Regions from separate parts of the Homo sapiens genome. Here region 1 is linked to region 2. Evidence: read pairs that join two places in POLR2A ChIA-PET (ENCODE). Cell type or tissue: OCI-LY7. All regions are shown on one strand. Each heading gives the region's core, and the rest is flanking DNA. Links, peaks and the distances in the headings are about the cores only. Region 1 overlaps RPS6KA5 (ribosomal protein S6 kinase A5). Region 2 overlaps CCDC88C (coiled-coil domain containing 88C).

The links. Peaks named below come from ENCODE experiments on the same cell type or tissue, not always from the same donor. Only the 100,000 strongest peaks of a DNase experiment are listed, where the experiment ranks them.
Region 1: POLR2A ChIA-PET joins it to region 2 with 10 read pairs; 2 of 35 experiments call an interaction of 5 or more read pairs at or near these places.

What each region holds. Positions count from the first base shown.
Region 1 is chr14:90,865,568-90,875,682 of GRCh38, reverse strand. It overlaps RPS6KA5 (ribosomal protein S6 kinase A5), which reads left to right. Exons shown (of 17, transcript NM_004755.4): 15 at 323-482; 16 at 1,888-2,051; 17 at 3,361-10,115. The coding sequence ends at 3,609. Among named protein-coding and RNA genes, the nearest start is that of LINC02321, 42 kb to the right of the region's middle. In OCI-LY7, for the core only: no CTCF peak of the experiment used is centred there; no DNase peak of the experiment used is centred there.
Region 2 is chr14:91,276,117-91,281,116 of GRCh38, reverse strand. CCDC88C (coiled-coil domain containing 88C) reads left to right here. Exons shown (of 30, transcript NM_001080414.4): 28 at 1,811-1,879; 29 at 2,906-3,195. Among named protein-coding and RNA genes, the nearest start is that of GPR68, 34 kb to the right of the region's middle. In OCI-LY7, for the core only: no CTCF peak of the experiment used is centred there; DNase peaks (open chromatin) are centred at 796 and 2,616; H3K4me3 peaks cover 641 bases; H3K27ac peaks cover 3,274 bases.

The DNA of each region.
Region 1 (10,115 bases), core at 2,099-7,098, 410 kb after region 2:
CTTAATCCAGTCTATCGTTGTTGGACATTTGGGTTGGTTCCAAGTCTTTGCTATTGTGAATAGTGCCGCAATAAACATACGTGTGCATGTGTCTTTATAGCAGCATGATTTATAATCCTTTGGGTATATACCCAGTGATGGGATGGCTGGGTCAAATGGTATTTCTAGTTCTAGATCCCTGAGGAATCACGTAATCTTTTAAACTCAATCATGCTAGTTGTAGCAATTGGTAAATTACACCAGTTACGTTACTATTAGGATTATTAGAGTGGCTTTAACAGATCTGGGTAGTCATTCTGTTTTGTTACTTTTTCCCTGATAGTACACAATGTTGTCAGGACAGGTTCCCTTCCAATCTCATGACCGAAGTTTGACGTGTACCAGCGCGGTGGAAATCATGAAGAAAATTAAAAAGGGAGATTTCTCCTTTGAAGGAGAAGCCTGGAAGAATGTATCCCAAGAGGCTAAAGATTTGATCCAAGGTAAGAATCTAATGAAATTTTACATTTTATATGATGTGTAGTGATTGAAGTAGAATCATGGCCATTACACATACATTCATATGTTAATTACTCGAGGAATCCATGTGTATTCTAAAAGGCTTCCAGGCTACTCTCTTCAGCCTTGTTTTCTTATCAGAACATTCTCTTTAGTAATGGTATCCACATTTCTAACATGAGCTAGCACTTGACTTCCACTGGCATCTCAGTCAAGCACATCTAAAACAAACCAATACTTTTTGACTGTCCTTCCCCCCAAACACGCTCCTCCTCCTGTCTTTCCTCCTGTCAACAGTGGCACTGCTAAGAAGCCAGATCACCAAAACAGAAACCTAGGCGTCCTCCTGGATACCTGCACCTGCCTGCCTTCTGCAGCCAGTCACAGAGTTCTACACATTCAGCAGCGCTCCTAGCAGTCCGGTCCCTTCCTTCCCATTCACCTGCCGTTGCCTTTGTTCTCATCACCATTTCTCTCCCCAAATCCTGCAGCATCCTTTCACCTTGCCTCACTTCCTCTGACTTAAGCTGTTCATCATCTGTCAATAGAGGGACTTTTCTAGAATCCCTATGTGATTATGCCTCTTTTCTGCCAAAAATCCTTTGGAGACTCTCTGTTTGCTTCAGGTCAGACTCCTTAGCCTAGCATTTAACATTCAAAGCCCCTCATGACCTGGTCCTGTCTGCCTTTGTTTCCTCCTCACCCCAGCTCTGCCGTTGCAGGATATTTGAATTCCTCAGATATGCTGAGCTTTCAGATCCCTCCGTGTCTTTACATGCTCTTAATCCTCTTCCATAGCCACTTCTCCTTATCCTACAGGATTCATCTCCTAGAAGCCTTCCAGGATGCCCTCACTCCCTAGGCTACACTCTCCCTCAGGCCTGCTAACACACTGTGCCTGTGTATCTTGCTATCGCACTTATCCCTGATGTTATAATAGCTGGGGTTTTGCCTGTGTGTCTTCTGATATTAATAGCTCCTCTCTGCATCTCCATCTCCATATCTCTAGTGCCTTACTGCACTCCCTGACCTATAGAAGATGGCCAGTAAATGTTTGGTATATGGATGAAGTAGATCTGTGTGCTTTTTGCTCATTTGGAGCTTACGAAGTCACCAGTGGGAATCTTTGTTTTGGATGTTTATTTTCTCCTGATTGAAAAGCCACTTCGCCTGGAGCTTCCTAGAAATAGGCTACTGTGACTTTATCATTAGACTCCAGCATTCACAAAAGAATTTAAATGAATAGGAAAATCTAATTATCTTTGTAGGAGGTTAAAGCTATATAGAAACCATTATGTCATGTGAACATAGCTGAGATTTATTTCTGAGTTTGTTTTTAAACCATGTTTAAAATGACAAATCATAAAATAAAAATATCTATTCCCAAAGGACTTCTCACAGTAGATCCAAACAAAAGGCTTAAAATGTCTGGCTTGAGGTACAATGAATGGCTACAAGATGGAAGTCAGCTGTCCTCCAATCCTCTGATGACTCCGGATATTCTAGGATCTTCCGGAGCTGCCGTGCATACCTGTGTGAAAGCAACCTTCCACGTAAGGCCCTGTGCTCTGTACATGTTGGGCGGTTTGAGTAGGAATCATAATCAAATGTTCTTACTCTGTAGCCTCAGATACGTTTTCTTTGTTTCACATTTAAAATAATATGTGTCCTTTTACTTTTAGGTATGTTTTTATAAATTGCTTCATGGTTATAAACACTTTATAACAATAAGTGCACAGGGGACCAGAGTCACTGCTAACCCACAAAATACATATTTAATTTTTAGAATGACCTTATGAGATGAGATAATAGAACTTTTTCCTCTCAAATAGACTGACTAAATTTCTTTAAAAACCATAATAAACATTAGGAACTAAGGCATATTTGAAAGTCCATTCATTTTACAACCATTTAGTACATCACACATTCTTAAAACTGGGAGGGATATGAAGTAAGTTCATTGGTATTAAGTATAGATTGTATGTTTGAAAGACTGAGACTATTTGGTAGAAACTGTGGATTATGCACATTTGTGCCAAGCAGATGCAAATATATTAAGATAATTCATGTGAAGTATAGTATAAGATGAGTTAGGGAAACAGAAAGTCACCTTCAAAGGGATTATTTTGAGAAAGGAGAAGGTATAGGGATAGTGCTTCTTCAGCAGCAGAAATGGATTTAAAAAGTAATAAACTAGGAAATGTTGAGATGGTAAAGAGATTAACTGCAAGAATTTCTATCAGATGATCCAAATCTTCTCAGTGACATAGGTTGCAAGGTGACAACTACAAGGTGTAACTGCAGCATTATCCAAGCCTAGGCTAAGGAGAGTGAAGACAGGCTGCAGGAGGAGGAAGCCAGGGCAAAGCTGTAGAGCTGTGCTTCTCCATGCGTGTAAGTGTCCAGTATATATCCAAATGACATTGAATGGGACTGAAGAGCAAAGACTCAGAATGCGTCAAGTCTGCTTGCATTGGGACTTTGTGTTCAGAATTTTAAATCTTAGACACAGAACCAGTAAAAGCAATGGGGATAGTTTAGATTACTGATGGTCTTCAGGAATTTCCAGTCAATTGTTTCGTATTAGGATGTAGTACTAACTTCTTCAAAAGATTTATTAGAATTGTGACTCTCAGACCGCCTAGCTAGTTTGATATAAACAGAGCCCTCAGAATTTTTTTCCCATGAACTTCTCCACCCTGCCAATAGACTTAGATATAAAGGTTTTAAGAGCTTTGTTCCCTTAAAACAACTTGGGGCTGCAGTTGCCAATGGAAAGTTGTCTTCTGCTGTAAGTCATAACTGCTAGGAAAGCTTCAGTACTTTTACCTTCACAGGGGTTCCCTTTTTTTCCCCCGCCAGGCCTTTAACAAATACAAGAGAGAGGGGTTTTGCCTTCAGAATGTTGATAAGGCCCCTTTGGCTAAGAGAAGAAAAATGAAAAAGACTAGCACCAGTACCGAGACGCGCAGCAGTTCCAGTGAGAGTTCCCATTCTTCTTCCTCTCATTCTCACGGTAAAACTACACCCACCAAGACACTGCAGCCCAGCAATCCTGCCGACAGCAATAACCCGGAGACCCTCTTCCAGTTCTCGGACTCAGTAGCTTAGGCATGGTAGGAGTGTATCAGTGATCCATTGCACCTTTATTCCCTCAGCATATGCCTGAGGCGATCTTTTATGCTTTTAAAAATGTTTCCCGTTGGTCTCATTGGAATCTGCCTCCTAATGATTTTTTTCAGGAAAACCTGTTTGGTTATCCTCATTCAAAAGCACTGGACAGAGAATGTTACTGTGAATAGAGCACATATTACTCTTTTTAGCAACCTAGCATGATGCCAACAAGACTATTCTTGAAAGAGCAAAGGTTCCTGTAAATTTAATTAGGGCTAGATTTGAGCTGCTTGTAAGTCACAGGTTTTCCAGATGTCTGCCAACAAGAAATGACTCATACTGTGATGATACCTTTTGCTTTGCCTTGTGGACAATGTGGGTTTTTGAAATTTGCACCCTTCAAACAATGATTTATCAGAGAAAGGGGTCTGTTTTCAAAAAAGATTCTGTAATGAATTTTATGTGTGGCATATACTTATTTCTTGAGAGAAGATTTTAACTTATTGTTTTTATTTTATGGTTACATATGATGATAACCTGCTATTATTAAACTTTTTCTAAAAAGTGAAAAAAAAAAAAAAAGATATAAGAACTCAAGGTCCCATACTCTGTATTCGGGATCCATCTGAGATGCATGCTAAGCTATGTGTATGTTTTTAATTTTGCACTGCTCTTTCCTGGCAATTTGTTTTAATGGTTATTGCAGAATATTAAGGTACATGTCTCTCTGTTTTAAGTAATATTGCACTTTATAAAAAAGTATGAATAAAGCAAACTATTTTATAAAGTGCACTGTTTAAAGCATTTGCACTGTATTTTTGCCATTTATTTTCATTTTCTACTTTAAATTTGTCCTCACATTCCTCTTCTACTTTGTATGCAACAAGTAGAATGGGGCATGTTGTGTCATGTAGTCAGCCACTTATGCACCAATGTGAGGAAAACCTAAAGGGAAATTAAACTAAACACTGTGCTTCATATTTGTACACTGTGTTGTACTACAGTGAGGAATTTCCTCCTGTAGTCATATATTATGTACATAATATTTTAGAATCATACCTATGACTTGTTTGGAAATTTTTCTGTTAAATTTTAAATCCAGAAAGCATATTTTATAAACTTATGCAGAGCACTTTTATTGCTCAAAAGTTCTGAATTCATACAGAAAACAAGTACTATGTGATGAAAACATTTCATTAAAAGATTGCTGCATTTAAAAATACAATTAATTCGTTCCCTATGCAAAAAAAAAAAAAAAAAAAAAAGAAGTGATAGGGTTTGTGTGTTATATTTTCTTTTAAAGCCATCATGTGAAATGTCAGGACTGAGAAAAGTGATTTTTTTGCTTTGTTTACAGGAATCATGCTTAAAGAGATAATGCCCAACATGTTTATTTTATAGTTTTTGTTAATGATAACCTTTTGAGCATTAGTTTGGAATTTGGACATGATATTTATTTATTCCTTTCTTGAGGTTATAGCAGCATTAATTTCAACCAGTTATGAATACTAAAAATATTGCACTCTATGTAATAGTAGTATATTTATTACTAAATCAATGTATATATTAATAGCACAGGCAAAAAATGGCAAATATTAAAATATTTTCAAAATATTATATTATCCTGTTCACATTTTGTCCACAGTGGTTATTGGGAATAATATTTTACACTTTTTGCTGGCCCAAATGGCTACATAATATTGAGTTAATGAAAGTTTTCTACTCCCAGCTTTCAGTTATTCCTAGTAATTATGGGAAATTTTGTGTGAATTATTACCAAACTATTGCTAATTCACAAAATGTGATTCCATCAGGCACAGATCTCTAGTAATCAAGAAAATGACCATATTTATAATTATATTGGACATATTGGGAACATATTTGGCTCTTCAAGCCATTTTTTAAACTGTGCATCCTGGTAGAAAATACTAGTTATAAAGTACAAACTAAAGGGACTATGTTGCTAATAGAAAATGATCCAGAAAAATGGTCAGACAGTATACAGATTGATGATGTGATTGATTTCATTGTGAATATTGGAAATTAATGGGTTTCATTTTCATTTATTTCCCTTGCCTCTTCTTGAGGAGGATTCGACAGGCGATGAAATGGGTAAAAAGGCAGTCAGACTAACAGGAAGAAGGAAAGATAGGCTAGCTGTCAACTGATGAGCCTGCCTGAATAATCTCAAATGGGCTTTTGAAAAGACCTTAACAAACACTGTTGCACTCTTGTCAAATATCTTTATCTACACCCTACTTATAAGTACCAAAAAGACAGCATTTGATGCCAAGTTTGAAGCAGTTAGGTCCTATGCAGGCTGTGTATTAACATACAGTGAATTGCACTTTAAAATTCAGAAAGCTTTCATTTGGTCACATCAAAAATAAACACTACAAAATATATAAAAAGTTAAATGATAGGACTCTTTTTTTGGTATTAAGAGTAAAATAGAAGAAGATCTAAGAAATACAAATACTTACATTATTTCTCCTTATGACATTAACTTTGGGACTAGAGCCACACCACCCCCTCCCTTCTTCACTTACTGATTGTATTGCATATAATTTTCATGCCAACATAAATCCTGATTCATATATTTTGTAACTGTATATGACAAATTGAGAGGCAAGAATAAGAAAAGGAAGATAATAGAGGAAAGATGTTAAGAAAGACCAGTTTCTTCTAATTACTCTGCCAGATCGTGTGTCTGAAAGAGGTTAATTAGCATTTTGAAATTGATTGGCTGAGTGTGGTGGCTCAGGCCTGTAATCCTTGTGCTTTGGGAGTATAAGACTGGAGAATCACTTGAAACCAGGAGTTAGAGACCAACCTGGGCAACATAGTGAGACACTGTCTCTCCAAAAATAAAAATAAAAATTAGCTGAGCATGGTGGCTCATGGGAGGCCAACATGTGGAGGATCGCTTGAGCCCAGGAGTTCGAGGCTGCAGTGAGCTGTGATCACACCACTGCACTCCAGCCTGGGCAACAGAGCGAGACCCTGTCTTAAGAAAAAAAGAAATTCATTAATTCTTCCAAACCTTTATAAAGTAAGAAACCACTGAATTACTAGAATAGAAAGTCAGTCTCCTGAGTTAATTTCCACATTGTTGTCTGTCTTGGAGTCACAGGTTCATTACCCAAGAAAACTGCCTTTTAATTTTTTTAGATTACTGTTGATTTCTTAAGTATGTAAATGACTAACTTTTAAATATAAGGTAAGTTATTTTAAAGAAATCTACTAAGATAGAAGTCACTTTTTTTAAAGTAAGGAAATTCCTTTTGTATCTCAGTTTATGTTCTCAAATACACTACTTTATAAAAGTATACAATTGACTGGATACTTATTCACCTTGCCCCCATTTCAAGCGCCTGTTATTGTCATATTTATTAAAAACAGGGTACCTCATAATGGTGAAAATTTCTAAATTATTGGGTCTATATGTGCCTTAGACTGCCTGATTACTTTGGCTGTTCTCCCAGTGACTGATAATAATAGCATGATTTGAGTGTTCATGTGAGAATACATCTAATATTCCTTAAGATCTAAGTAAATAAGTTAAATTCTGATATGCCACTTATGTCAAAATAATTGTTATATAGATGAATTATTACTGTAACATCATGAAGTATCTTAAAATTATATGACTTTTGGCCTCTCAAATGTCTTACATGATAATACCCCAATTTCCAGTCTTTAATTGATTGTATACCTCACGTAAGTGTCTGTCATCACTTGATACCTGTATCTGGCACTAAAACAAATGTAGCCGGCTCTAATGAAATTTGAAGTTTGGATAGGAGACATTGTAAAACTCAAGAATGGGAAAAAAAAATTTTAACAGAAGTATGTATGAAGGAAATATTTTAAGTATAATCTACCCAAAGAAAATAACTGCTACAGCCAACATTAAAGGTTTTATTCCCTGTTTTGTTAAGTAACTTCACTCCAAATTGTGACATTCTTTAGAGAAAATATTTTCCTTAAGAGTAGTTATTTACGTGTTTTATTGGGGGAGCATATTTTCAGGGGGGCAACATCTTGCTAAGAACATTTGATTAGCCTCACTTCTGTCCTCACCTTCTATATTGCTTACTTTTCAAGATATTTCTTCTGAGCCCTTTTCTTTGTATGCCCAGCTCCCTGTTATGTAATTAAGTAGTTGATTACCATTCCAAATGCTTCCCCTACACAAGGCTGTTGTCCACCCTGTTTCATGAATTTGTGAATTAAGTAGGTGCCTAATATTTTCCTACTATTAGGGTGAAAAGGAATAAGAAACTAAAGTGGCTTCCAAATGTTTGTGTCTTGGTTTCTTCACCCTAGTGCAAAATAGGAAATGTTTATTGGCAGTCATTTCTTTTCCATTACTCCTTTTAACCACATTACAAAAAGCTAGGATTTTGTGTCTAGAAGGAGACTTGTATTAAAAGACAAGATTCTTAGTAGTTATTCATCAGGCTTAAGTTTCCTGGTGTATTTCTTGTGGGAGAGGTAGAAGGACATTTTGTAGTAGTATTCTAACTATTAATATAATGCTGCTTGGGTTATCAGAAAGTATTGAATACTTCAGATAAGTCAAGTTAGTATTTAGTATAGCAGCTGTTCTTCAGAGCACAGGAAACTGGGATAGTATGTAGTATTATGCTGTTTCCATTATTGTTTCTCATTGCATAACACTTTTAATTTATATGTTGGTATACAATTTGCCCCTTTACTAAAAAAAAAAATCTAGTTTCATTCTTGTTCCTTGCCACATTAAGCAGTTTTTTCATTTACGTTTTAAATTTTCTTAATATTAGAAGAAAAAGAAAACAGAACAAAAGAGAAATGTCATGACTTAGAAAAGGAAATTTTAAGTTTTATGGAATACTGTAGCTTTATTTTCTGACATTTCTGCTTATAGATAGATTAGAAAATCCTTGTTTCTTTTGTTTGCTTTGTTTTAAAATCCAGTAAGGTTGAGGAACTTGACATTTTAAAACTGCAGTTTTATTTTTAACTACATAAGAGGCTGGTCATGTGAAATGTGCACTGCTATGTTGGAATGGATATGTATGTGACAATTAACCTCATTAAAGCTCTGTTGCTGTGGTAGGCATTCAGTTATTCCTAATAGTTTATTTTAGGTACTATACTGCTATCCTATTTGCTGAAATTATAAATACTAGCAATGTACAATAATTCTCATTCTTTGGCTGAATAAAAACAGAAATTTAAAGGTGCTGTGTCACATAAACAGTTAATGCCTCAGTACTAAAGTTTTGAAAAATATTCCTAAAAACTTCACAGGCATGAATTTTTGAAAAGAAGAAGAAACCACATATACACATAGAGGAATTTTTAAAGACTGGCATTTTAAAGTATAGCTGGTAAAAATGGTATGTATCCTTATGTGTAGAATTTAAACTTCTTGAAAATAATCTAAGCTGCAACAATCTATGTAACTGCTCTTCCACAGTTTTACATAAAGATAAGAATTTGTCTTACTAAAAGGTAAATGGAAGATTAAAAAAGATGAAAAACATTGTTTTTCCTCTATTCTATGTGGACAATTAAAAGTATAGCCAAGCCTCAGCTCAAATGAGTTGCCTTTGTGTGAGACAGGGTCTCACTCTGTCACCCTGGCCGGAGTGCAGTGGCGTGATCACAGCTCACTGCAACCTCCACCTCCTGGGCTCAAGCAATCCTTGTACCTCAGCCTCCTAAGCAGCTGACTAAGTAGACTACAGGCATGAGCCACCATGCCCAGCTAATTTTTTTTTAATAGCTACAAGGTATCAGTATGGTGCCCAGGCTAGTCTCAAACTCCTGGCTTCAAGCAATCCTCCCGCCTCAGCCTCCCAGCTTTGCCCAGCCGTGAGTTGCTTTGTGAGTTGTCTTCCTTAACTGCATCAGTTCATCCCATACTCCGTACATGCACTTTTTCTCGTATTTTTCTGCTTTTCTATGGTGTGTCCACACTCATTTGTGTATTTCTACACTGGTATTTCACTACTTATTAAGATATCTGCATGTGGACCTACATTTATAAATTGTAATTCCGTTCAGAGAAATAAGAACTTGATTGGGACAGAGCTGGGAAATGTTTGTGATGAAAATTATTAGGAATAAGGAAATAATGATGCTGTGTGAGAAAGCAAGTAGACTTAAATTCTGAGATAGAAACATCTGCAATCAACATAGAGAAGGCTACTTTACAAAAATGTTATTTCAGTGCCCGTATGGACAAATCTCTTTAAAAGGCTTTGTCTACTGTGTACATAAAGGAACTTATAAGCTTCATAAAGTGCTTATTTTTCTCTAGGAAGCCCATGTGATAGCTCTCTCCTCTGTTTTCCCACTCCTTCCCCAGCTTTTCCTGCTGCCCACTGCTCCAAACACTGACATCCAGTGGCCAGAGACCAGTCCAAATGGAGCACTAAAACTACATATAGATAGTGATCATATTGTTTAAAATGTTATTGCAACATGGTGTGTAAAGTGCACAGGTCTGAAAT
Region 2 (5,000 bases), core at 1-5,000:
GCTGCAGTTGCCCATAGTAGCTCTGAGGCGTATTTAGTCTTGGAAATTGTTAGAAGCACTTGTCATTGGATTCGAGCATGTTATAAATTTCTGCAGAAGGGAGACAGTAAACAGTACCTGCCTTCTCAAAAATCAAAAGCTGCTTTGGTTTAATTTTTGAAAAGCAACCCTACAAGGGTGAGAAAATAATCCTAAAAAGACCCCTTGAAGTTTACATCGATTTCAGTTTACTTGTGAAAGGCTCGGTAAGTGTAGGAGCTGGCATCACCTCCTACCCCTATCCACGGTCTAAAAAGCTTGATGACATTCTTACAGTCTTCTACTTGAGTAAAGAACTGTAATGAAACAATTGAATGAATGGGAGTCTTACATCTTTACACTGAGTGGAGGCTAATCCAACAGAAGAAATCTGCCTCGTGTGCTGGGTGCATCTCCCTGAGCAGCCAGATTTGCGATCAGTCAGCTAACCATAGGAACTTTTTTCATAAATGTTCTGTTTCCTCTAGCTTCTCTTAGGAAAAAGAAGGGAAAAGGATTTGCATTGCAGTACTTGAATAAACAATGGTGCTTTTGGGCCGTTGATCGCTATCACGGTTTCCTTATACTGAAATTTACTTATTTTTTTAAGAGAGATGTGCATTTGTTTATTTCACATTTTCACTGCTCAGGGAGGGGACCGATTCTGTTTTTAGGCTATTCGCTATCACCAAGTATGTTTTTGGCTCAGTTTCAAACATATTTGCTAGCAGGTGTTTTCTGGACATCTGCTGTTTGCAGAGCACCTCAGCCCTTGGAACCAGGTGCCCTGTGGACCCAGGAAACCTGAGTGAACTTGCCTTGGTGGCACAGTGAGCAGAGGAACCCCAGGTGTCTCTTCTGCAGGCTCCTGAGGTGGCTCAGCTCAGCACCTGCTGGGTGCTGGGGGTGGCAGGGACAACTGAAATGCCATCCCTGCCACGGGGGTTCATAGCACAGCAGCGTAGACATGTTTGCTCTCGAGATAGGGCCGCTGGAGGAGTGGCCCAGGAGAGGTGTGCAGGCCCTGGAAGGGATGGCCTGCCCTCTGTAGGGAATGGTGCCAGCCTTCCTGAAAGTCTGCAGTGGGGTGGCATGGCAGAGCCACACTCAGGCAAGCACCTGTTGTGGCCAGGTGGGCAGGTGCCCTCAGCACCATAAACCTTGATTTTTTTCCTTTGGGGCAGATGTAAATTTGAGGCAAATGACACAAAGAAGCTGAAGAATAGCAAATGTCCAGGAGAAGGGAGTGCCCCCTTCCTTCCCAGGCCCCTGGCACCTGCTCCCTGTGGGTCCCCTGACGTGACACCTTCAGGTGCGTGCCCTTACATGTGCGCACACATGGCCCTGAACGGTCCTCATCTCTCTTCCCGTGGCCTCGGCCTCGGCTGTCCACATGTGTTCCAGAAAGCTCTGTGCAGTAATAGAGGAGGGCCCCCCGCAACCTCAACCTCTGGTTCACCCAGCACAGCCTTTTTTTTGTCTGCCCTCTATACTGGCGTTCTGTGTGAGATTTCCTTTGTGAAGTTGTTTGAAGCTGCAGCCCCAGGCCTCATAAATGTAGATAAGCAGAGTATCATCTGTTGATGGCTGCTTGTGCTGTGCCCAGCACTCCGTTGGTGAAGTGAGGCTTCCTCACTGGAGCGCAGAGGGAGTCCCAGAGCTCCTCCTTCCTGAGGGCGTTGGGCTTAGCTTTGGCATGGGATTGTTTTGCTGCATCGTTTTTCTTAGATGGCTCATCTGGGATATACCTGGTCATTGGCTTTTTAATTTTAACACTGCCATTTCCTTTCAGTGTCGCGGCCAAGTAGCTTAGAGAGCAGTAGAAACACATCCAGCAACAGCTCACCTCTTAACCTAAAAGGTAAGTCTTGTGCTTCTGTGTACTTTTAAAAATTGATTTGGGCCAGGCACAGTGGCTCATGCCTATAATCAGCACTTTGGGAGGGCCAAGCAGGTGGATCGCTTGAGCCCAGGAGTTAGAAACCAGCCTGGGAAACATGGCGAAACCCCATCTCTAAAAAAATAAAAAATTAGCTAGGCGTGGTGGCGCATGCCTGTGGTCCCAGCTACTCAGGAGGCTGAGGTGGGAGGCTCGCTCAAGCCTGGGAGGTCAAGGCTATAGTGGGCTGTGATCATGCTACTGCATTCCAGCCTGAAAAACAGAAGTGAGACCCTATCTCAGAAAAAAAAAAAAAAAAAAAAAAAAAAAGTGTATTTGGTGGTTTGGCTCTGGGGTCATATTATTATAATTTTTAAAATACATGACTAGGGGTTTCAAATGCATTCTGACGCATTCAGAGGCCACACAGTACAGTTTCAGGCACAGGCTGGGAGTTAGAATGGGTTGGGGTTCAGCTCCCTTCTCCCCCGAGCAGCACTGAGAATGCAGGCATGTCACAGGTCCCGAGTCTCATTTACTTCATCTGAAGAATGGGGAGAGTAACACTAGTTCCATTCTACTGTGGCCACAGAACAAATGTGGAGGATTTTGATTCTCGGAACATGTATGGTTTGTGTTAGGGACAGAATGTGGTCTTTCTTCATGAACCTTCCCTGTACATTTAGCCCCTAGCACATAGCAGGTGCTGAATAAGCTTTGAATACGTGCATGAGCGAGCGCTGACAAGGGCAGTGCCTTACAGCCAGTAATAACTTAAACTTCAGCAGAAGCTTTCCACTTTTATCTCAAAGTATTTTGTTTTTAAAGCCAAAGTGAAATTCAAAAGGAGTCCAGACTTTCAGCCTGGTGGGAATAAGCCCTGGGTTTTCGGGCAAGGGATTTTATTCTGATAGTTTGAAGTGGGCAAAGGCAGCACGAAGCCTCTAGAAGCCACCAGAGGGCTGCCAAGACTGATGAGGGTCCTCTGTCTCCTGCCCTGACACCCAGGCTCCTCCGAGCAGCTCCATGGCCGGTCTGAGAGCTTCAGCAGCGAAGACCTGATCCCCAGCAGGGACCTGGCCACTTTGCCCCGGGAAGCCAGCACACCGGGACGCAACGCCCTCGGCCGCCACGAGTACCCCTTGCCTCGGAACGGGCCTCTCCCACAGGAGGGTGCCCAGAAGAGGGGCACAGCCCCTCCCTACGTCGGAGTGCGGCCCTGCTCGGCCTCCCCCAGCAGTGAGATGGTCACCTTGGAGGAGTTCCTGGAGGAGAGCAACCGCAGCTCCCCCACCCATGTGAGTGATCCGGACACGGACTTGGCCCGTCTCTCTTCCCTCTCTGTCTCTTCCTGGCTCAAGATCATAGCTGCAGAAAGGATGGGGTGGGGGTGGCGTGGCCTAGGCACAGGACTGGCTTGGACATGAGAGGCTGACTAGAGCACTAGCTGACAAGTCACCGCAAGCCAGCCGCCAGCCCCAACCCTGGAGGCTGCTCTCCCCTGGGTCTGGGAAGTGAGCTGGCAGAGCTTGTGGCCCGCACCAAGGGTGCGTGGCCAGCACCTGACTTACAGGGCTAGGATCTCACGCTGGGTTTCACGGCAGAGCTCTGAGTACCCGCTTACCCTGCATTTTCTCCAGCAGGGATTGGCAAACTTTCAAGGACCTTGAAAGGGCCAGAGAGGAATGATTTTAGGCTTTCTGGGTCTCACAGTCTCTGTTGTAGCTACTCAATTCTGCCACATTCGAGAAAGCAGACACTTGATCCTATGTCAATAGATGGACATGGCTGACATCCGATAAAGCTTTACTTATGGACACTGACATTTGAATTTCATATGATTTTCGCATGATGTGAAATACGTTTTTACAAAATTTCTTTTTGACCAATTAAAAATGTAGCAACTGGCCAGATGCAGTGGCTCACGCCTGTAATCCCAGCCTTTGGGAGGCCAAGGTGGGCAGATCACCTGAGTCCAGGAGTTTGAGACCAGCCTGGCCACCATCTCTACAAAAAATACACCCGTCTCTACAAAAGATAAGCAGAGTTGTAGAGACACTTGTCTCTACAAAAAATACAAAAATTAGCCGGGCCTTGTGGCAGGTGCCTTTAACCCCAACTACTCGGGAGGCTGAGGCAGGAGAATCATTTGAAACCGGGAGGCGGAGGTTGCAGTAAGCTGACATTGCACCACTGCACTCCATCTTGAGCGACAGAGCGAGACTCTGTCTCAAGAAAAAATAAAATAAAAATAAAAATGTAGCAACTATTCTCACAGGATATACAAAAACAGGCGGCTAGCTGGATTTGGCCCCAGCTCTGCAGCTCCTCACCCTAAACACTGCCTGTTGACAACCTCCTGCCACCTCTGTAGGTCTTCGTTTAGCTTTTTTGAAGCTGCACATACGTCTTTAAAGTGCTCTGAATTTTGTCACGTGAGCTGTTGGGTTACTGAGTGAGTGAAGTTCACTGTCTGCAATTGAGCCCTTTTGAGGATTCTTAAAACTTCAGCCTTTTTCAGTCTTTCCATCTCATTCCCCTTAAAGAAACACATTTGGACTTTGTCTGGCTCTCTGGTAAACCCTGTGACCTGCATTACTAGGGCACAGTGACACAGAAAAGAAAGTGTGTGTTTGGTAGATATTTATTGAGCACCTGCAGTCTTATGTTTAGCAGTATGCATGGTGCCTGCTCTTGGAAAGCAAAGCAAACCAGTTCATCAGCAGGTTTTCTTTGCCTGCATGTGCTGTGCCCAGCCTTGCAGTTGACACGAGAGAAATATAAAACATGGCCCTGGCCTTCCTTCATTTAAACATTTCTCTTTCCCAAGCACTTACTCTGTGCAAGGAGCTGGAGAAGCCAAAGCTGGAGAAAAACAAAGGAGGGCCTGCCCTCGAGAAGTTAGCGGTCTAATGTTGTGGTTCTCAAACTCAGGCGTGCGTTTGAATCGTCTGGGGGCCTTGCCAGACCACAGAACCCATCCCCTGAGTTTCTGAATCAATGGGTCTGAGGTTGGGCTCGCTGAGAATTTGCATCTTTATAAATTCCAGATAATGGTCTTGCGGCTGGGTAGGCACCATGGTTTAAGAACCACTGGTCTGGC